4 separate regions of the Homo sapiens genome follow, and regions 2, 3 and 4 are each linked to region 1. The links are chromatin contacts, found by Hi-C in ENCODE. All regions are on one chromosome and are shown on one strand. Each heading gives the region's core, a stretch centred on a gene start or an enhancer-like site at or near the end of the contact. The rest is flanking DNA. Distances are from core to core; before and after follow the strand shown. Region 1 holds the start of FGFR1OP2 (FGFR1 oncogene partner 2). Region 2 has its middle 31 kb from the start of BHLHE41. Region 3 overlaps PPFIBP1 (PPFIB scaffold protein 1). Region 4 holds the start of PPFIBP1 (PPFIB scaffold protein 1).

What was found. Hi-C counts contacts between places; a loop is a spot of excess contacts on that map. Pooled maps may share reads with other maps.
Region 2: a map with no recorded cell type shows a loop between it and region 1 (9-fold over the local background). The contact joins the enhancer-like site here to the promoter of FGFR1OP2 in region 1. A Hi-C loop is called at or near these places in 8 of 37 single-sample maps with no recorded cell type and 5 of 50 pooled maps.
Region 3: a pooled map shows a loop between it and region 1 (2.9-fold over the local background). The contact joins the enhancer-like site here to the promoter of FGFR1OP2 in region 1. A Hi-C loop is called at or near these places in 2 of 37 single-sample maps with no recorded cell type and 3 of 50 pooled maps.
Region 4: a loop to region 1 is called in a map of B cell, with 12 times the contacts of the local background. The contact joins the promoter of PPFIBP1 here to the promoter of FGFR1OP2 in region 1. A Hi-C loop is called at or near these places in 5 of 168 maps with a recorded cell type or tissue (B cell, CD8-positive, alpha-beta T cell, gastrocnemius medialis and 1 more), 4 of 37 single-sample maps with no recorded cell type and 14 of 50 pooled maps.

What each region holds. Positions count from the first base shown.
Region 1 is chr12:26,936,159-26,941,927 of GRCh38, reverse strand. FGFR1OP2 (FGFR1 oncogene partner 2) reads right to left here and starts at 3,458. Exons shown (of 7, transcript NM_015633.3): 1 at 3,218-3,458. It overlaps INTS13 (integrator complex subunit 13), which reads left to right and starts at 3,947. Exons shown (of 17, transcript NM_018164.3): 1 at 3,947-4,132; 2 at 5,114-5,349. The coding sequence starts at 5,125. RefSeq lists a silencer at 3,025-3,094 and enhancers at 2,624-3,132, 3,355-3,404, 3,133-3,642.
Region 2 is chr12:26,153,306-26,159,074 of GRCh38, reverse strand. It overlaps a transcript of SSPN not described here. Among named protein-coding and RNA genes, the nearest start is that of BHLHE41, 31 kb to the right of the region's middle. Within about 2 kb of position 2,759, at least 5 of the 41 ENCODE cell types and tissues checked have a DNase peak (open chromatin) inside an H3K27ac peak, as active enhancers do.
Region 3 is chr12:27,545,852-27,551,620 of GRCh38, reverse strand. The region is part of intron 1 of PPFIBP1 (PPFIB scaffold protein 1); the gene reads right to left. Among named protein-coding and RNA genes, the nearest start is that of PPFIBP1, 25 kb to the right of the region's middle. RefSeq lists an enhancer at 1,613-2,812. Within about 2 kb of position 2,225, at least 33 of the 41 ENCODE cell types and tissues checked have a DNase peak (open chromatin) inside an H3K27ac peak, as active enhancers do.
Region 4 is chr12:27,522,037-27,527,805 of GRCh38, reverse strand. It overlaps PPFIBP1 (PPFIB scaffold protein 1), which reads right to left and starts at 3,600. Exons shown (of 30, transcript NM_003622.4): 1 at 3,441-3,600. RefSeq lists enhancers at 2,978-3,578, 3,825-4,284, 4,182-4,783.

The DNA of each region.
Region 1 (5,769 bases), core at 2,209-4,708:
TTCCCAGGGTCCTGTTTGCTTTTTACCTGTATAGAAATAATCTCAATCTCATCAGGTGGAAAACGAAAAAAAGTAAGTTCTCTGACCCTACCCAACACATGGAACATCCAAGATATTTTTTAAAATTTTCAAGCCAGCCATAGAAAAGAAATGGGAATGTATATGAAGACAGATTTTAAAGAATAAAAAAATTTCAAATATTTTCCAGACATAACAGCCTAGCAACCATTTTAATTAGGTGTCACAGTTAATTACAAGATCAATGAATGTTTACTGATTGGCTTTTTAAAGTTGTAATTAATATCCACTTTATGAAAAACACTCTCTCCTCTCCAGATTGCATAATGAAATACTACTATCAAAATCAACTACATTTAAAATTTGTTAACTATAAAAACCTACCTATTCAGGGAAAGGAATTATAAGCAGCAGGTAGCTCAAAGCATAATTTTTTTTAGCATTTCAGAAACACAGTGACAACAGTTTCTAAGAATTTGCATGTTCATTTCCTGTACGTGAAACCACACACACAAAAGTTTAAAATATTTTATAATATGCATTTACTTTATCACCTTTTTTGAAGACCATTGTGCTTCCCCTCTTTTTTGGCCAGGAAGTGGAGTGGGAGGAAGAAGACTGTTTTCCAAACTCTCTAACAAGTTTCAAATTTTAAAAAACAGACTACAGTAAAAAAGGAATATTCTAAACTTTTCGGCCTATTTTTATAGTGCCTACCTTAACTGGCCATAATACACTTACTTACATTATTTTCTATAGGCGGGTCCAAATTACAGGTGAATCTCTTTTTTTTTTTAGCAAGTTAAAAAATTTTTTTTTCTTTTCTGCATTAGTCACATTCTCGCCCACTTTACCACCCAAAGACTTTTGCAGTCAGACTCCTGGCAGAAGGCTTAGAACATTCTGCTGCTGATAAAAGAGAAACCACCACCCACCCAAGACAGCAACTGCCAGCTGTTTACTTTTAGATTTTGGTTAAGAAAAATTTAAGGAAATTCAAGTCAAAATTTTCAAGCCAACCTCAGAAAATAAATAGGAATATAAATGAAATGTAAGAGAAATTAAAGACGAAAAAAATTTCAAATATTTTCTAGGTAATTAATAAAAGCCTAGCAACCATTTTAATTAGGCATCACATTAATTGTAAGATCAATGAATGTTTACTGATTGGACACTTCTGTTTCCCTTATCTGCAAATCCACTACTCCTACCACTACATCTACACAGAAATATTGTGGCTACTGATACACCACAGATCTGTCTTTAAATGTCAACAATCTAGTTTAAATTTTTTCATGTTCAGGTATGTGTCTCTAATATTAATTAGTACATAATATGAACTGACCCATATGGAAATAAAAAAACCAAAAGGTATAGTTATGGTTTTCATATAAACTTATAATCTTATGAATGCAAGAAAGAACGCATATAAATTACATATAAAAATAAGCATTTATAAAGGCACATCGCTGTATGTGAAAGCAAAGAAAATTTTCACTGTCCTTGAAAATAGTGGAATGAATACATGTTTGGAACTGTATAAAGACACTTTCTGAAGAAAATTAATTTTTAAACTTGGAAGAAAGATTTTGGAAGTAATGACACTGGAGGATTTTTTTAAAATTACACGTTCCCTTAGAATTGTGGCTGAATATAAGTTTCACATACATATGTTCAAAGAGTTGTGACAGTTCAAGAAGGAACTAACCTAATCTAAACCAGTTATTTCTAACCTACAGGCTAAGGAGTCAGTAGAAGAGTTGCCTGAATGCACATACTCCAAGCACTGTCTGTAGTCTAAAACATTTCTGCTCCATTTCTCAAATATAAATAGATACTGTAAAAATAAAATACAAAATCATTTAAAAGCATAGTAGTTTTCTGTCATTATACATAATTTCAACCAACAATTACTAAAAGTCCAATTGCATGTGTATTAGAAGTACAGGGTTTCTCATAATCAAAATAGGTCGGGACCTTTAAGCTAATGTACAGAGTTCCTTCTGGCCCAAAATTCTATGATTTTAAAGGATGAAGAACTCTTACGGTGAATTCCTTAGAACTATTCCATTTCAATAAACATACATATGTATATATAAATAATGCTTGCTATGTGCCAAGTACTGGACTTTTTCTCAGAGATGAGTAAGACATGATTCCAGACAGACCCAGGTTCAAATTGGCAGGAGAGACAGAAACAAATAATACAACCTAATAAATACTGCAGAAGAAAAGTTTCAAATGCGTTGGGAGCACAGCGGTATCAATGTCACCTGGGGGAGTCTGAGAAGACAATGATTTATGAATTGGGTTTTGACAGGTGGTAAAATAGAGGAACAGTAAACATCCTAGACATCCGCACGTACAAAAGTACAGAGCTGTCAAAGCGCATGGCATGTTTGGGGAAATAGCCAGTATAGTCTTGTATGGTAGGATATTAAAGCAGGACTAAAAGGTAAAATGGATTGGGGCAGACTGTAAAAGATCCTGAATGATGATGTGCTTAACAATTAGGATTTGATGCTGTCAGCAATACGGTTACTAAAAAGTTTAAGGAAAGGACAGAGATAAATATGTATTTCAGAATAACTCTATGGAAGGATTATAGTAGGGAAACCAGTGGAGGGCGGGGGGCAGAGGGGGCAACCGCACTAATTCTGGCGAAAAAAAAAATAATACAGTGCAGTGTTAAGTGGAAATGAAGAACCAATGATGATTCCTGGTTTTCTAGTTCGGATAGCAGGACAGATACTGGAACCATTATCAGAGATGGGATAGAGAAGAAAGGCAGGAAGAGAACCAGAAAAGAGTAATACCCCTTGGAGAGCAGTTTCAAGAAACAAGTTATCTTCATTAAACGCTGCAAACAGGTGACTGAAAGGGTCCCCCGTCCGGTGGTGAACTCGCAGGTGGGTAAGGCAGGATGAAAGCAGATACGGAAGGTGTGTCCACAGGGTTAGAGCCAAGGCTTTTCATTGAACTTTCCGCACCGCATCTCCATTAAGAGGAGCTCGGAGTCGGGGGGCGCGGAGAGGAAGTCCGGCTCCCAGGAGCAGGGAGCCCGCGGCGGGAAGCGGACAGGGCCGGGCGCCGGTGGTTCAAGAGGCGCAAGGCACCGGCCCCGGCGAAGGACTGCCCCGGCAAAGGACGCCTCCGACTCGCCCACCCCTGCTCCCGTCCCTGGATTTAGTCCACTTACTCTGCTCTTAGTCCCTCGCAGCCTTCAGCTGTGGCGATGCGGACTCAAACCCTCTACCAACCGGGACCTATGCACTCAAGGGAAGAGACTCCGCGCCCCCCTAATCCGCCTCCTCAGCAAGCAGACGCAGAATCGGACGGAGGCAGCGGACGGAAGGCCGGGAAGCCAGTGGCGTTCAACGCCATCACCGGCGGGGTAGACACCTCCGCCGACCGCCTCCGACCGGCGCTCCCGGAGAACTCCAGCCTCGCGAGATTTCTTTCCTCGCGTTACTGTGGGGCAGAACCGACCACTCTCCGCTTTGCCCCAGAAGGCAGGGCGGGGCCCTTCTATGTCCCTCCCTATTCCTCCCTTCCCAGGCTTTCGCTCGGCCTCTCGCAAAGTCTCGCGAGTTTTTCCAGGGGAAACCGGCCTGGGTGGAGAGACAGAGAAGGGGAGACCGGGTGGGTGGGTCGTACGCTTAGGGGGCCGTGGTTGGTACTTCGCTGTTGGGGAGGCTTTCAGGTCGCCCAGATCCTGCTTCCCAATGGGTGACTGGGAAAATTAGCGGGTGGAAAATCTCGAGGGGTGGAGGCTTTTTTTTTCCTCCTTGGCCCCGCCCTCTTCCTGTTCGGCGACTGGGACGCCTGGCCCTACGAGGGGGAAGGGAGGCTTGGCCGGGCTATCGGAGAGCGCTGTGCGCACGCGCGAGCCCGAGTGCGTGTGTGTGTGTGCACGCGCACGCGCGCTCCTGCTCTTAGGAAGCCTGGGAAGGACCGGTGTGCTAGGAGATGATCGGGGAAAGCATAGTCCCCTGTCTGTGGCACCAGACACTCCCGACTGTGCGCTGACTCTCCCCGCCCAGCCAGCAGCCTTTTCCAGAGAGGCTGTGGTCCATAGCCTCTGTTCGTTTTCACTGCAGGACCAGGCACGAAAGTAAGCGAACCTCGATCCTGAGGTCTTCCCTATCCACTCACCTTGTATTTTCCACCCCCCACCCTCCAGCAAAGTGGGTCTAGAAGGTTTCTCAAAGAGAGTTTTGCATGAAGGGGAGATGCGTCTTGAAAGCAAGAGGTGAAAATAGCTGGATCGTAAGAAATCAGTTCGTTTTGATTTAACACTTTGGCTTTGCTTGCCATGTGCTTTTCGAATGTGGATTGTCTATTCAGTATAAGATTTTGTTAGCGAAGCAGGGGAGTACCGTATGCTCTGTTTTAATAAGAAAAAGTTTTAAAAGTTTTAAATTTCCTTCTACACACCAGTGTGATGGTAACAACTAAGTTTTTCTGCTCTACCTGGTAAATTACTGTGATGTTTCAAAAGCTAAGGGGAGAGTGTGAAGTTGGGGTCCTTATCCTAAGGCGAAGACCTGATGTGCGGTTATCTTAGGAGATGTTTATCTTTGTTTTGGCCTTTTCTTTTGCTGTCACTCCTCTTTCCTGTTAATTCCGCACCCCTACCCGCCAGTCCCCCTTCAAACGTTTTTCTTGGAGGGAAGTGCAAAAATGCTGGCTTGGGGTTTATATGTGACTAATGTCAATTAGCAAGGATCATAAAGTTGTATTTCAAGAGTCTTTGTCACTTATGTTTCGTATATGTAAGGGAATCAAATACAATTAAATGTCAAAATGTTTCCCTCTGACAATTTTAAGTTCATTTTAAAAGCAAAACCAAAAATGCATGCACTGGTATTTTTGTCTGGGCCTGGTAGAGTGACAGCCTAATATGGTGTATTGATACCCTTGCTTTCTGGTCATGACCTCATTAAACTGTCCTTTGTCGGACAGATTTCTTTGAACATATTATTCATGTTCCCTACCAAGTCTTCTTGAGGGAAAGACAATCTTCTTGAGAAAATTAGAAAAAATGTAAGATGTTATGTACAAATATTTGGCTAATATGTTTTTCCCCTTACAGGTTAAAACAAAATGAAGATTTTTTCTGAATCTCATAAAACAGTGTTTGTTGTGGATCACTGCCCTTATATGGCAGAATCTTGCAGGCAGCATGTCGAGTTTGATATGCTGGTGAAGAATAGAACCCAAGGAATCATTCCTTTGGCCCCCATATCTAAATCATTGTGGACTTGCTCAGTAGAATCTTCCATGGAATATTGTAGAATAATGTATGATATATTTCCTTTCAAAAAGCTGGTGAGTGTGAAGTACAAACAAAATCATGATTTTGGGGATGTACTTAACTGCATAAATGAATTTTTATATGAATTTGCTATAGATAATGACTGTGTGTTTATTACTTAAAAATGTGGTACATAACGCTGCCCTTTGGGATTAATATATAATGGATATTTAATTGGGGCCAGTAATAATAACAGCTAACAATTATTGAGCACTTTACATGTGCCAGACATATTTCAAAGTGCTTCATATTTATTAATTTCCGTAATTCTCATAACAGTCATGTTAGGTAGGAACTGTAGTTATTGAAGCAATATTCAAAGTATGTAACAACCAGTATAGAACACAGACTGACCATTGAGAGCTGCTGTCAAACTGTGCTGGCATGTAGCAGCTGACTGTCAGTCTTGTTTGTTGCTTCCCTGTTGCAGATCC
Region 2 (5,769 bases), core at 1,510-4,009, 780 kb after region 1:
GTCCCTTTCCTGACCCCAGAGCTGGTCACATGGCTGCTGTGCCCATGAGGAGTCTTAATGAAAAGCAACAGGGCAAAGGAGAGCATGGCCTAACCTAGCTCCTGACCAGCTGTCTCTGCTGCTGTCAGTCGCATTGGAAGGTATCCTGACCCCAGATCTCCTCCTCTGTGCTTCTGAGCTTGACCACACAATGGGCTCTACTGGCAAGAGCAGGTAGCCAATGTCCTGCCCATGGTATGAGGCCAACCTTGTACTAGCATTCAGCTGAGACTCACAACACCTTGCTTTAAAGGAACCACTGTGTGCAGCTGGCAAGCCAGAGACTCTTAGACACAAAGCTAAAAGGGGTTCCAGGGGTCTGCTGCAGGAGCAGCCCTGCCCTGAGGCACCTCAGCTGTGTGTGTGCAGCAACCCTCTACCCAGCCTTCCCCAGCCAGGACTCATCTGCCTCTTCTGGTTTTCAAAAGAATTGCTGCAGACTATTCAGAGTCGACCAGCAAAATCAGAGGGACTTCCTGCAGATCCTGTAATGCAGGTGGTAGGAGTTCCCGTCACTCAGAGCCTGAGGTGCCATGACCAAGCAGTCAAGCCTTCTCAGTTCCTACCAGGTTGTTGTCTGGGGAGATGGATGTGGCTAGGAAGGTTGAGTCTGTTTACAGAACTTGGGCAGGCTAGGCCCCTACGCTGACATATTATGGGGAGGAAATGCCCATAGTGGGAAGTAAGGATTCACAAATTCAAATGAATCAGAAAGAAAGGAAAAGGAAAGAAGGGAGGAGGAAAGGAAGACAGAGAAAGAAAAGAAAGGAAGGAAGGATGGGAGGGAGGAAAAGAAAGAAAGAAGGAAGGAAAAAGGAAAAACAGAAAAAAAGAAAAATACATGATGAAGTGGGAAAGAGCTGAACAATGCATAGGAGTTAGCATTTAAGATCATCACATCAAGCTACATGAATTAATATCCTACTTGTGTCTTTTGAAATAATTAAAATCAACATATTTTCTGCCTCCTAAAACAAAACCTATTCGCCATTTCTAGTTGCCTTGGATTTGGTAATCTAAGGAAAAAAAAAAGACAAAAGTAATTGCTTCTTTATGATTACTTTACCACAGGTCATAAGGTAGATAATGAGATTTGTGGGGTTTTCCCTATAAAAATACTTTGAATCCTAAATAAAATGTTAAAAGGAGAAATGAGCACATTGCCCATCTGGAACCAAGAAATAGCTGATTTCTTCATAAAGAGGCCATATAATGGTCAAGACATTGATTTTTGTCCCATAGTTTAGGGTTGCCATAGTATCACTGAGTCACTTAAATCTAATCAAAAGCTGGGAAATATTAATTTTGTCAGAGCAGAATGAAGCAGGGGTATAGAATATAGCCATGAAGTGTCTAGACACAATTAACAGGAACTTCAAAGTCACCTTGACCATTATTTCTAGTGTTTTCAGCCTAGCGCAAAAGTCTGGGTATGTGTGAGAATTCTCCCAGATTTTTTTTTAAAAGAAGCAAAATTTAGTCATCTGAACATCCTGAGAGTGTCAGTGTGGCATTGATAATTGTGAGTACAGTATATCCAGTGTGAATTTTTGTAGGCCTGAGGATGAGTTGACCCAATTTAAATGGACCAAAGTTAATTCACTCCAATTTACTCAGAAATGCTTATGTATAAAACCAAGACTCCAGGGTCCAAGAATGAGAATGTATTTCCCAGTAGTCAGTTTACTTTATTAATGGTATAGAATTAGCCATCAAAGAACTGCCTTCCACATGATCATTGTATCCTAGACAGTTGCAAACAAAAGAACTTGCAGTAAAATCTGCAATCACTTAGTGAAGTCAGCAGCCGCTTTTGTTAATTATTAGCCAATACAAAGTTAAGGTGCTATGAATCTGCACCCGGAAAACCCTACCACAAACAAAACAGCACTAACAAGACGGAGCTGAATGCCATTCATCTGGAGACCAGAGTTGTTTTTACTAAACATGAAAAAACATCTGAAAAGAGCTACCTGTATAGAACAAAGTAAAGATCCCTGCTCTAAACCTTTTCCCCCAATACATGATACCTCAAATTTACCATTAGAAATGTATTTGTTTAAATGAAAATGGTACAGTGTTCCACACACTAGATTTGGAGTCAGACACCTGGATTCTAAAACTCAGGCACCACAGGCAAGTCCTCAAATGCTACGGGCCAGTTTCCTCATATGCAAAAGGGTGATACACAAACCTATGCTATAAGCCTCACAGGGTTGTTTTTCACGTCCAGCTATGTCTCGCTGTGTCCTCTACAGCAACCGTACTTCCTGCCAACCACCTTTACAGAGTGTGTCTTCCTGAGCTGCTCTCTATATTTGTCCCTTCTAAAAATCATTTTCTATGAAACTTCCGTCGCAGTCAGCAATGTGTCAATTGTCTGGAATCTTTCTTGTCATTGTCAGGGGTTTCTCCACATCACGTTTCACTGTCAGTGAACATTCCAGGCGATGACCAGTGGAAGAATCCGCGGGCCTTTCTGAGCTACTCGGTTGCTTTGTTTGTTACTCAGCCTTGATGAGGGACCTCTTCAGCCAAAGCAAAAACAGGTGGTGTGAGGCTAATTATCACTCTGTGGTCCTCCCTTTCTCATTTCCCCTTTTTGTCTTTCTAGTCATGCTTTATTTGCATCTTTACCCCACCATTCGAGGTAGATGCCATCTCTGCTCCCTCACACCCAGGCTTAGCACTTCCTTTCCCAAGTTCGAATGAAAATACTGTGGGCTTTCTAACGCTGCAGACAGCGGTTCTAATCCTGGCTCTGGTATTTGTGAGCTACGTGATTAACGGTGACTTCTCTGAACTTGTATCTCCTCATCTGTGTAAACGGAAGTCATGTCTACTTCACGGAGTTCTGGTGTGAACTAAAGGAGATTATATTTGTGCATCTTAATCACATAAGGTGGCCAAAAAATATTAATTTTCTTACTCCTTTAGATATGCTTTCTTCCTTTTGTTCTTTGTCATGTCTTACTTTCATTCTAAGATTCTTTACCATCAAAGTTCTTTGAACTTTTCTTTCTCAATCCCCTCCCAATCTTCTTCATCATCTTTTCTCAGCCCTTTGAGCAAGCACTTCAGCTGAATGGTTACACACAGGAGCTTTTGTCTGAGAGAGGTGAGATTCAGAACTCAGATCCTCTACCTGCCAGCTCTATCACAAGGAAACTTCTGACTTGCCCTGTTCACTGGGGCTAACAACAGGGCTCACCGCACAGGTTGCTGTGGTAACAATGCAATGGTACCTGGGAAAAGCTTAGCAAAGTGGGCTTCATGTGCAATAAGTGGCCATTAATGTTAGCTCTATTTTTTGTCCCCCTGATTCATTATTAAATCTTGCTCTTTCCTTCACATTTATCATGAATGATTTGCCTTCATGTTCTTCTAACTTCAAATTTCCTCTTTCAGATTAACTCTTCCTCTTTCCGCCAAATTACTCTCTGGCCTACACACATATTAACAAAACCAACCAGTGGTCATCAGTCTATTACTGAGGTGCCTAAAGACTCTTTTTTAAATGTTAATATACCTATTGCTTTTGAGGCTTTCAGGTTGTGTGCCATTACCATTTAAGGGTAACGTGAGGGTCACTTTTATGTTGTTGAAGGTTTGATGATCTTTCGCTCTTTTCCTCTGTCCACAACACCATCCCCTTCCATTTTCAGATACGTGCTCCCATCTTTGTCATCTGCGGCCCTCCTTTCTGTGTTGGTAATTGTTTCTTCTTTAATTTTCACCCTCTCATCTTCTAATTCACCTTTCCCTGATTAGTCTGGACAAGTAACTTTAACTTGTGATTCACTATTATTTCATTTACCCAATTTAAGAAGAAAGAGGTGTTACCCAATGGCCTTTCTGTATACCACGAATACACTAGTTGTAACTTTAAAAGCAGCCAACTGACAAGTTCTTCTCATTTGATATTCATAGAACATGGTTTTGCTTTTTTTCCCCTAAAAAGTCGATATTCAATAAAGAATAGATGTCCTCTAGTAGTCTGATAGAGATCTAGATATCACTCCTAATACAGTTTCCCATTATAAAAATTAATCTATCCTGAGCTCCACAGATTGTTTTCTCTGTCATTACACTGTCATGCCCAGCTTCCTCACCATACACTACCATCACCATCCCTCAAACCCTGGGCCCAAACCCCACTACTTTCTCATATAATTCTGGTCCAGGATCTGATGTGGCACCATGTTACTGGGCCCAATTCTACTCTGCCCTAGACCTCTCTGCCCCTTAATCTGCATTCTGATCATACACAAACAGAAAACACTCCAGAAGATTCATATTAACAATAATCGAATGTACAGTAGATACTGGGTTCTCAGCTGAAATGTTTACCTACTTATCTCAGTTAATCTTTATAGGTACCATTTTATTCCCATTTTATAAATTAGAAAGGTTAAGTAACTTCCCCAAAGTCCCTTAATTAGTCATTCCCTAAGTCATTTAACTAGTGCCAGAACCTGAAGCCACATTTGTCTGATTCCAAAGCCTGTCTCCTTTCTGCTTAGTGCCCCTTAAGAGGAATTGGTGAAGGAGGCAGGGAGGATCCCCCTGAAACTCTACAGAGTTTCACCAAGGCCCTGCTGCTAAGATTTCAGGTGTCATACTCTAATGCAGTGTTGATCTGAACATGGAAATCTATCTTGCATCTATAGGTTGTTGCTCAGTGCAAGGCTCTGAGCTAGGTACTCTGTGCAATGGTGAATAACACACATGGTCTGTCCTCAAAAAGCTCACTGTAGAGTAAAGCAGCTTGGTATTCCAGATCAACCGAGGGTGAGTTACAGAAAATCTTCATGAACCCTGTCATCTTTTGACATATCAGGGACCTAAATGAAAAGTGAAAAATATAGAAATGGGCCTTTTCATAGTACCTTTTTGAGCAACTGCTCGGGTTCAAGAGAAATATGCCCAAGATAAGGTTTTTGCCATAGGTTTTTTTGCACATATCTGCTCTAAATGTAACCACTACAAAAGCAAAGGATGAAAGTCTTTCTGAGGCTACTCCAAGTTTTTCCACAAGGGGTACCCCATGACTGAGTTCTTTCATTGAGCAGAACAAATGTTCAGAGGCACTGGACTTCCTTGCCTTTGGCTGCTTCAGGAATCGTAGCTCATAGTTCTGTTTCTGGGCTCATCCATCAGGAGGGACCATAAGGTACTAGTTCTCCCAACTTAGACTTTACTATGAGAGCTAAGCACACCCACAATATTCCTGATGATTGGGACCACTGGGATATCAGCTACTCAGCACTCAAGAAGGACCAGAACCCAGAATTCGTGGAAGACCTTGCAGACATGCAACAAGAGTCCAGAAGTTCCACCACCTACAAAAACGGTTGTGCCCTTCCAACCACACTGACTGCAAGCCTCTGTAATCACATTTTCTAAAAATAAACCAAGGCTCAGAATGGTGTCACCGCCAGTTCTTCTGTTTATTCATTATTCATTTATGCACACATTCATTCAAAAAATATTTAAGTACTTAGTGTGTGGCAGGCACTATTCTAGGTGATGGAACACAGCAGGGCATGAGTCATTCAAGGTCACTGCTCTCATGGAGCTCAAATTCCAGGAGAGGAGAAAGGAAATAAGAAAACAAATAGATAAAATACTCTTAGACAGTGATAGGTACTTTGAATACTCCAATAATAATGAAGATTATAATAATACTTCAATAAAAATGATGATGATAATATTAGCAGCGAAACTTAC
Region 3 (5,769 bases), core at 976-3,475, 610 kb before region 1:
GAATACCCAGCTGTTCATCTCCAGAGACTTACATTACACAATGGAACATCAAATAATTTTTTTTCTATTTTTTTGGATTTCCAAGACCTTTTATGTAGCCATCATTCTGGTTCTCAGCAACTGTCTAATTTACAATGTTCCTTTTAAACCTCCTCTGTTGCTCTTGGGAAGTGGAAAGGATGTAAACTATAAATAAAGCCAGTTCCTACTAGCTAATGCCAGGTTTAGACCTTCGTAGTACTAGTGGAGGTCAGTAACATAGGGCAACCATGATTATTTTTAGCAGCACGGTGGCCTGCGATAGAGAGATGGACACTGCCTTCTCAGTTTAGGTGCCGTCCACTTTGGGAGTGCCTGCAGACCCCCACAAGGCTGGGTTAGGTGCTCCTGGAGCACTGAGCACCTGTCTATCAGATCACACTCTTCTGGAACTCAAACCAGGTCTGTCGTGGTTATAAGTAAACTTGAACTCTTAACTACCATGGTGCAGATTGACTTTTACTACAAGCTATGTGATCTTGGAGAAGATCTCCCAAGGTCACATAACTAATCTTTGTTTCAGTTTTCTCTTTAGAAGATGGGAATAAGAGTACCTATCTCAGTTTTCACGTTTGTTAAAAAAAAAAAAATATATATATATATAAAATTAGTGCCCACCCCCAAACAAAGCACATGAAAGCACTGCCACAGAGTAAGTGAGTGATAAACACCAACCATTATTATTATTATTAATGCCACCCTTTCAAGTCTTACAAATGTTAATTGTCCTCTTATTTGTGTTTGTTTTATGTTCACCAGTTAAGACAGGATTGCAAGCCCTTACATGTGATGAGGGAAAAAACCACAAACTTTGAAATCAGCCAAGTATGGGGTAGAATCGAGGCTCTGTGACTTACCACATTTCGTTAATTTTAAAGGTTAATTTAACATCTCCAATATTGGAATGTGTCTTACAATTCGCGGTGGCACAGAGTCCATGTAGTAAGGTATAATCTCTGTTTGATCTCGGGCAAGTTATTTAATCTCTGTAAAACTGGTAATATTACCTACCTCTCTCTGAGTTGTCATAAAGCACGAATAACATATCCATACAAACCCCTAACACCATTGCATTTTGCACTCCTGTGAGTCCAGTGTCTTGTGTACAGGAGATGGTTAGGAGCTAAATAAAAATTTACATATGACTTAACAAAGCAACCCATTATCCATGTAAATGTTAAAATAGTTCCTGAATCCATTCTAGGTTAACATGTGTGAGTGTGCAGACATCCCAGCTGGAGCAGCTTACAAAAAAAATCAGGGGCTTTAAGTACAGAAACTCCATAGGGACAATGTATGGGCACCCAGAGCCCTTCACGAGGATCTGCAGCTGCTTCAAACACCCCACCCGGAGCCTTGGATTACTGCCCAGCTCCCCCATGGGGCCACTGATAGAGTCCAGCTCCCTGTTGAAGCCGAGCTCGGGTTCAAAGTTTGCCTGAGAGTATAAGAAGGTGCTTTTTACAAATTTAGTTATAACTCTTGGCATATATTAACAACAGTTTTGAGCACTTACTTCATTATGCTCCATTAAACCCTTCACAATAAGCCATTTTTCTGAGGTCCAGCATTTAAGTCACACCCTATCTGCCTGGCTTCAAAGCCTGTGTCCTTAACCACTAGGTCCTGACTCTCCGGGAGGTTACGCAACATCAGCTTACGAAAGAGGCGAAGCTCTCCCACGCTTCAAGGTCTCGCCTTCAAAACAGCCAAATAGCACTCTCCCTGGTGAGGGTGTCAGACCCTCCTACACCAGGTGAATGGGGGCCAAAGAAGGGGAGAGGGCGGGGCAGTTGTGTGTGCATAAGTGAGTGGTTCAGTAGCTTTCCAAGCCCCGCTGGAACTGCCACTTTCCTAGGACCCCAGCTGGTCCTAACCGGCAATGTTTTTTATTTTATCTTTTCCCATTTCTCTGTTCTTGATTTATTTCCCATATCTCCAGGCAACACCCTGCAGATCACTTCTGGTTCTTCCTTTTCTTGATAGACTTCCTTCATTCTTCTTTTTTTTTTTTTTTTAATTCTGGTTCTTCAAAAGTTTCTTTCCCAACAACAATTATTTCTCTCTGCATAGTACACACTTCCTGGCCAACAAATTCTTCTTTATTCATTCTTTGCAGACGTGAGTCACAATGAAAAGTCATAGTTGGAGATTCCTCATCCGGACTGTAGAAAAGGTCATGTCCCTAACTCCAGAATGCCAATGATAAAGGCACACGTACAGGCATGTTAGAAAGATGGAGAAGTCAGAGGAAGATGTGCACAAAGTTAAATCGCTCTGCCCTTTCTACTATCAGATCATCACCAAACACTCGTGGGATCACACTGAGAAGGATCATCCAAGTCAAGAGCTGCAGAAGAAATGGTGCACATATTCAAGAGTCTCACCTTTAGCCTTTCCTCTACAGCAGAATCACTATGCTACATTAATTTCCTTCTCATCTGATGACTTCTTGAGAGCTTTTTAGTTTCTGCATCTCCTATTTCTAGCCAATGCAATAAACCAGCTGGCAGATTATCCCCTTCACATCCAATGACCAAATCATCACATCTCTCCAAGAGGTTCAGAGGTGGGTGTTTTTATACAGAACCTGTCACCATGGCAGCTTGACTCTCTTCAGTTTCTGAATTAGGAACAGTGACCTACTTATATTTCTACTACACCCATAATGGAAACAGGTTAGTAATATCTTCCAGGACTTGACATTACGGAGCTTCCAGGTGGCAATGCAGATAAAGGCAAAGAATACACAGAGTCCAGGGGGCTCACTGGGAAGCGAAGTCCATGGTCTGAACACACACCCCCGATCACCTTTGCTCTATGCCACGACGAAGTCATCAGGCTTCCCCACCTCCAGTCCCCAAAATACACTCAAACTACTCAGATGATGGAGGAGCACAACCCATTGCCTCCTTCACTTACTAGAAGGCAGAAAATGCAGAAGAAAAACCATGTTGCCTTTTACAGATATGACTTAATCTGCAGTTGGGAAAGAGATTAGGTATAACTTTGGCTTTGTCTACTCATCCCACTTATACAACAAACCATGCCAGTTTTAGACATTTGTTCAGTGCAACTGGCTTTCGGAAATGCCAGAAAATTGATTCTTCCCTACCCCCGCCAAAGCATATTGACTTATCCTTTGGCAATTTAACTCCTAAATCATTATCCTCGACTATGACTAAAATATCACATAAGGTGATTCAGGAACCAAAGCTATAACCTCCTATATTTGCCTTCCATCCCCAGGGCCCCCTGGAAGGTTCTAAGTCTGAGTTTGTGTGCCTCACTCACTTGCTTGCCTTTTGTTACGGCGACCCATTCAACTGCATTTATATACACATAGGATGAATATTCTGAACGTGCAGTAATTCATGCTTGGGGAAAATTATTCAATTATGGGTCAGTCATTTCACAAATATAGAGGCTAAGCCCTGTTACACCGTAATCAGGTGTACATATTATCCAAGGATCTCATAAACTTCCAAGAGGCTGGAGATCTGTTTATTTAATAGTTCACAAAGCAGTTATAATCTCTTCCCTCAGTTTTGCTAAGGGATCCAGACTTTCTAACTTTCCATATAAAGGGACTTGCCATATGCCGGGCATTTGGCGCTACCCACTTGTTTCTTTCTCAAAGGGTTAGATTCTTTGGGACAGTATAGTAGACACTATATTGCTCCACCCAGACGTCCTTTTTAGGGCCAATACACCCATCCCCAGCTGCTGATGGTTCACAAGGAAGGTCCTCAGCCAGCTGCAGGACACAGCCTCACCCAAAGTGATACCCCCAGAAGGGGTGGCCAGTTGCCAGGAATTAGCTGATGTAGGCAAACAAAAGTCCAGCCCCTTGCTCAAATGGGGACAGCTCTGAAGAACCATCCAGCGCTCCCCATAGAAGTGGCTGGGGTCTCAGACGCAACCACATTTGCCAGTCAGCTTCTCCTCTGCCCAATCTTGCCTTGTTCCTTCCTTACAGGTGTCTCCTGAGAGCTCACCCCCAAAATCCTTCAGCACCCCACTCCTGGTCTCAGAGTCTGCTTCTAGGGAACCTAATTTAAGACCAGCAGCAGTTTTCTAAGATAACTAATGCAGAGCATTATTTTTCTAATTGTACGAGGAAGTCACAGGCTCCTTCAGAGGCCCTACAAAGGCTGATAACCGTCTTTGAAAAATACTCGTCATACAGCCACTCAGTTTAAAAACTACACATTTTTGATATTCAGCTCAGATCACTTTCTGAACACCAACCCAGTCAACAGGGACAGGAGTTAATGCACAGGAATACAGCAAGTTCACAAGTAAAGGCGGCGAGACCTAGCAAAGGTAGTGATTTGCTTGTCCCAACATCATGTGGCATTGAAAACTGCCACCAGAGCAAAGGAGGCCACATCTGGGGTTCCCAACCTTAACCATCAGAGTATGGCTGCCCACAAAAGACATATTTACTTTATAACCTCAAATCCTAGCAAATCTTCATTCTAAAGCTACCCGGCAAGAACAGTTCCACCTAAGTATGAAACTGAGTCCTGAACACTTTATTCATAACATTCCAAACTGGTTATTTGTTTTTGTTTTTTGAGGCAGGGTCTCACTCTGTCTCCCAGGCTGGAGTACAGTGGTGCAATCGTGGCTCACTGTAGCCTCAACCTCCTGAGCCCAAGTGATCTTCCCACCTCATCCTCCCTGGTAGCTGGGACAACCATGCCTGGCCAGTTTTTTGCATTTTTTGTAGAGATGGGGTTTCACCATGTTGCCCAGGCTGGTCTCGAACTCCTGGGCTCAAGTGATCCACCCACCTCAGTCTCCCCAAAATGCTGGGATTACAGGCATGAACCACTGCAGCCAGCCAATGTTCCAAACTTTTAAGAACAGGGAACAATTCCTGTGTAACTGATAGATGAATGATGACTTTGTAGAATTTACTGCATTCCCAAGAAAGGGGATTGCAGACAGGCCAATGCAGGAATCAGGAGCTCCTGCTATTGTCTTGCCCAGGAGACAGCACTATCTTCCAAAAAACTTCAAGGGAACTACCTGGCATCCAAACAGGCTCCAGTCTAGTTTAGGGTACAGGGATGGAATTAGAGTCACAGGCCTGGAAGTCAGTGGAAAAGCAGGTGCTTTTACCAGAGGTTTGGGTGAGGATGTCTAAAATGTAGCTAATGTACTCCATATAAAAACTCAAAAATCACACTATTATTTAATTTTTTACAGCATTTTACATGTGATCTCATTTGATCCTTAAAGCCCTCCCAGTGAGGGCTGGGCTGGTATCGTTCTAACAATTTTATAACTGCTTAAGTGACTTGCCCAATATCACACAGCTAATCAATGTAGGGATCAGAGTGCCAGATTCTTAGTTGAGGCTTCTTTCCCACAACAATCTGCCAATTCGCAACTTATCTACATGTTTCTCCAGGCATGTGTACCAAGCCCCCAAAACTTGGCTCCCTCCTCCCTTTGTGACTCCCACCTTCATACCACAGATTAATATTTCACAGGAACAAGAACTATCAATGGCACAAGGTCCTGGACAGGGCCGCAGATCACCGTCAAAGGTTGCTCTCTCTTCTTTCTCAATGACTCTACAATCCAGACCCTCCATTAATGGAGACTATAGCTTCTGAAGTACAGCTGACAAGAGGCTGAGGGGATCAAGTTATACGACTACCGTGTCCAACATCTCTGACTAATCTGGTTCACCTCAGTCGCATACACTGAGAGGCG
Region 4 (5,769 bases), core at 2,351-4,850, 590 kb before region 1:
ACAACTGGCTGCTCAACTGTGATTTTTTTTTTTCTTAATTTTGGAGCTAATATGACTTTCTAAGGAAATCTCTGAAAATAAAAACGTCATTACGCAACATTTCTTGCCTATGTTTTCGCCTTGAAGCGACGTTTCTTTAATAAAGAATCAAGACACAGACCCAAACATGAATGAATATGCATTCATTAATTCACTCCTTCATCGTTTTGAAAAGGTAATTCAAACTAGGCCAGAGACACGTAATAACATCTTTGAAAAGACAGGCTGGGCACCCAGGGCTCACTCATGTAATCCTAGCACTTTGGGAGGTCAAGGTGGGTCGACTGCTTGAGCCCAGGAGTTCAAGACCAGCCTGAGCAACATGGTGAGAACCCGCCTCTACTAAAAATACAAAAATTAACCGGGCATGTTGGTGCATGACTGTAGTCCCAGGGAAGGCTGAGGTGGGAGGATCATTTGAACCTGGGAGGCAGAGGCTACAGTGAGCCGAGACTGCACCACTGCACTCCATCCAGGGCGGCAGAGCGAGACCCTGTCTCAAAAAAAAAAAGAAAAAAGAAAAGACAGAGTGCTGAATGAGGTCTTCTTTCAGTTAACAGTTTGAAAATTATGCTGGTTTGGGATATAAACGAAAAGTTAATTTTAATGTAACAAATTATCAACATAATCTAAATTTACTTATACAAATATTTTATGAATAGGAAAGGTTTTAAAAGAAGTCAGCTAGTCAGTAACTGAGGGGAAAAATGACCTTGTTCTGATTTATCTCACGGTGGAACAGGGAGCTACAAAAAGACTACATAAACAGTTAATTAACTGTCCCTCGGTGAACTTGTTCCCAAAAAAATGTCAGTGATGCCCTTGAAATTAGGCACTATTGATCTGGAACTTCAGTGTGTCCTGGATTTCAAATCAACATTTATCCATTAAGGCCAGATGACCTTAATTTTTATTTTATTTATTTATTTTTGAGATGGAGTTTTGCTCTAGTCGCCCAGGCTGGAGTGCAATAACGAGATCTCAGCTCACTGCAACCTCCGCCTCCTGGGTTCAAGCGATTCTCCTGCCTCAGCCTCCCAAGTAGCTGAGATTACAGGTGCCCACCACCACACCCGGCAATTTTTTTGTATTTTTAGTAGAAATGGGGTTTCACCATGTTAGCCAGGCTGGTCTCCAACTCCTGACCTCAGGTGATCTGCGTGCCTCAGCCTCCTAAAGTGCTTGGATTACAGGTGTGAGCCACCAAGCCTGGCCGACCTTAATTTTTAAAGTTGCTCTTGGAAATATGACAGTTGTTGGTCACAGGAATTTAACCAAAAACTGATCCTACCTTTCTCAATAACTCAAACATCTTTTAAGTATTCCGTGTTTTCCTACACCATATCTGCCTCATAAACATGGACTGAGAAAGAGAAATATTGGTTTAAATTAAGTATGTAAAATTACTGCTATTATTCAAACTGTGAATCAAATTTAGAGTTTTGGTATATTCAAGTCCCTAAACTAGGACTAGTTTCTTGGAAAGAAAGTGTAAATCTGAATTTGGCACATAAGGATAACATCCTAAAGATACTCTTCTTTACTGAACCGTCTGGCTTTTGCAGCCCCATCTTTTGGTATTACAAATGCAGTTGGAACACTATCAGCCAAGGAACACTACCGTGAGTTCACATTAGCCCACAGGAACTCCACTCCACAGCTCTATCCTACTGAAAAAGTACACTGGAAAATACAGTATGTTTTATGTACTCCCCATAGAACATAAATAGAAAAGACTTGTTCACCATTATTGCAGAGCCATTTGCAATTTCTGTGTCTTAAGCCAAAATACAAACCAAAATTAAAATGTTGTCTTTCCAATAAAGCGAATTTTCCTTTCTCAAAAAGCCTGCTATTTTATCCACTCTATTTAATTTTTTCAGGAACTAACAACAATACAGACCCAGGTATGTCATAAACAACAGCACAACCAAACACTTCTTTCTAGTTCTGAAACCTAATGATCATTTGGCTAGAAAGATAGAGAACCCCATCTATAGTCCTCTATCCCTTTTCCTGACTTGGGTTTACTAGACCTACTGTTGTGGCTTCTTTCTTTCTCCATCTCCTGGAAATGCCTTTTCCCTTCAGGGGCCTGGGATACGGATTTTGACTCACAATGAAGTCCACTCCCATTTCCTCCAGACCTGGCAACAGTAGGATCCTCACTGCTGAGGAGGAACTTCGGTGAAGGAAAGGGGAAACTTGACTCAGGAGTCTCAGCGCTTACTTTTTTTTTTTTTTTTTTTTTTTCCTTCCTGCTCCAAAAGAGAGCCTTAAAGCACTGATGAGAGGGTCCTGAATCGGTGTATGGAGTCAATTTCCCCGCCCCCTCGAGAAAGTCAATCACACCCAGTTAGTGACCTGGGCACACAAAATCTCCACATAGGAAAAAGACAGGGTTTGAAATAGGAAATAAACAAAAATCAGAATTCTATTCTTTCACTTCTTAAAAGTATCTTTTTCCTCCCGCAATTGCTTTCTCAAAATACCAAACTTGGACTTTGAAATCAAGTTCTTTTTCTATTGCTCTCCGCAGTTCTTACTGAAAGCAAGGATTTGTTTTGGTCCCACATGTTGAAAACTTCACGTCCCTATAATTAAGAGTTTATATGCCACGCCTTCCACCGCGTTTCCCTGTTAAAACTCCCTTCTCTAAAAAAGATCCCTGAAAACACAACTACCAGCTCGCCCCTCAAGCAGCCACAGGAAACAGATCTGAAGATTCTCAGCAGCCATCCTAACCTCTCCAGATATAAAGCTGGCAGCTGAAGGGATTTCTCGGTTAAAATGAGTGAATACTAGTTGCAGTTTTAGAAGTGTGCCCCCAAGAGACGAGTTTTCCCGCAAGCTCATAATTAATAAACACCCCAAGTGAATTTCTCACATCCTGACTGGATTACACAAAAGGATATTTTACATTGATATATAAGACTAACATTGATATTCTTTTAATATATAATAGGCCACAAGGAGACAAAAAAATACAAAACTTTTTTTTTCTTTTCAACGAGCATAATTTTTGAGTCGATGATCCATAATTTTTTGTGGCATTTTTAAATGCCTCAATACACACAGACAGAGAGACACACACGCCCCTCTGGTTGGGGTTCTCAGGTATTACCGGGAGCCTAGGGTGTGGGGGTCTAAGGATACAGACAAGACCTAAACGTCCAATCCTGGAGTATTCTTCACGTACAAGCTCGGTCCAAGCCCCAGGAGTTAAGCCCTACCCCTCCACCCCCACCACCCCCAAAAAGTGCCCGTTCCCATTGGGAAACAGGAGTGAGTTGCACAAGGAAATCGACCCGGGGAAGAGGAGGAGCAGCTGCAACAGCCAGCTGCAGCCACACAACGGTGCCACTTCCCTCCCGTCTGGGAGTGGAGCAAAACGCCCTTACCTGGGGGGTGGAGAGCCGCCGGCACTAGTTCCAAAAGTTCTGGTCCACCTCCTCTCGGAGTTCAAAGCCCCAGCACTCCGGCCCGGCCGCCAGCTCGCAGCACACGAGTCCTTCCCCGTCCTTTCCCCACCCTGCCTGCACTACACCATGTCAGGAATCCGGGCAGGCACCGAGCTGGGAGCTGACATCACTCCCAGTTCCAGGTACCTCCCCCTCCCACTGCCGCCCTTCTCTCCTCCCTCCCTGCAGGAATCAGCCAAAGAGAGTCAGCAGTGGGGCGGGGCCGGGGGCGCCTGCGCGCCCGCTGATTGGAGCCGGGGAACGTCACTCAGAGGAGTCCACTAATTTTATGCATTCCTCGCTGAGCCAGACTAGGGCTGGAAGTGGGTGGATGGAAGAAAATGCTGCCCTTCCTGCTATCTCTAAGGAACGGAGATAATCCGATGGGGAAGAACCTGGCGGGTCGAGTTTTAAACTTTTCTTGTTGTAGTTACTGAGATTCCAGATCAGAAACGAAACTAACCCACGCGAACCCCCTTTTTAAGGAGAAACAATTGCCTCGGTGTCACAGGCACACGGGCATGTACAAGCCCGGCGGCGCGTGGTGTAGAAAATGGCTAGCTTTAAGCCATGCAAATAAAGGAAAACGTCAGCTCACCCTTCTGCCCTTTTATCCTGGGACTGCTGGGTGTTCCCTTAGACGGGGAATGTAGAACTTCAAAAGCACTTCAGAAAGATTTGGAAGAGACTCCTGAAAACGGTGACCGAGCTTTGAATTGTTAAGTGGTGGTGTTGTCAGCCATGTGGCTGCTGTTGCTTTTAGCGATGAAAATCACACCACACAAGCTTCTCGGGCAAGTAAAATTGAATCTCTGAAGCAAGAAAAATGTATTTCCCCGTTTAAAGACCTTAAGGCTGCTGTTTCAATGCACACACTGAAAAGGGTGGAGGAAGGAGGGACCTCACAATTGAGTTCCACAAACCACATGAGAATAATTACTGTAGAATGGAACCAATTGTAGTGGCTGAGCTCTCAATTAAGAATTAACTAACGTTTATCCTTGACAGATATCATGCGGTATAATCCCCTTGGCTGACAGAAGAAAAAGATTCTCAGAAAATGGTTCTTTCAAGGCAGATGCTGCTTACAGGCAGACCTGAATGGTGAAAAGCAGCTTTATTTGTATGAGATATAGGTAGCATATAACCCACCATCTTCTAAAAATATAGTGAATTAATAACTTTCTCTTTTTTTTCTTCTTTTTTTAAACAGGTCACTCTGCCACCCAGGCTGGAGTGCAGTGGCATGATCTGGCTCACTGCAACCTCCTTCTCCTGGGTTCAAGTGATTCTACTGCCTCAGCCTCCGAGTAGCTGAGACTACAGGCGCCCACCACCACACCCGGCTGATTTTTGTATTTTCAGTAGAGACGGGGTTTCCGCCATATTGGCCAGACTGGTCTCGAAATCCTGACCTCAGGTGATCCACCCTCTTCGGCCTCCCAAACTGCTGGGATTACAGGCGTGAGCCACCACACCAGGCCTCATTGTTTTTTGATTGATGACATGCCATACATTTACCGATCTGCCAAAAATTGTAGAGGGATGCACAGAATCCAGCATTGTGTCTTGTTTAATCTTCTCAATCATCCTGTAAATTGAGTGTTACTAGCCCTATTTTAACGTAAGGAATCAAAGGCTCAGCAAAGTTATGTAAGTAAATTTCTCCAAATCAGCTAGAACTTGGATTGAAACCGAGGTCTATTTGACTCCAAAGCCATTGATTTTCTTTCTATATCTCAAGTATTGAGTGTCCATAATTTATACTTTTTCAAACAATAGAATGCTACAAGAAATCCACAGGCTTGGGCCACTGCTCTCACAGACCTACTTTATATAATTACCATCTTGTTGCTTGTCAGACCTGCAGTATTCCAAACTCCTGACTTGAATTTCTGACTCCAGTTTCCCCCAGTTCTAATTATTTCTCTGTACCACTCACTACCGATGAGTTTTCTAAAATGTTTGGTTTTGTCATCAACATCTTCCCCTCTAAATCAGGTCCCCCTTTCCCTGCAATTCTTATCTAGCCATTTAAAACTCTCTCTTATCCTGCTTCTTACCTTTCCCAGCTTATCTCCCACTTCGCTCCCAGGAAACCCTCTCTGTAGTCAAACAGGTCTACTCACAGATCCCTGCTTCGTTCTCACCTTTCAGCCTAACCGAAATCCCCACTCCTCTGTGGGTTAAGTCCCACCCTTCTCTCAAAGCCTAATTAAATTAAAGTCCTTGTCCTCTGCCAAGACTTAGCTGTGTGTTACAGTGGACA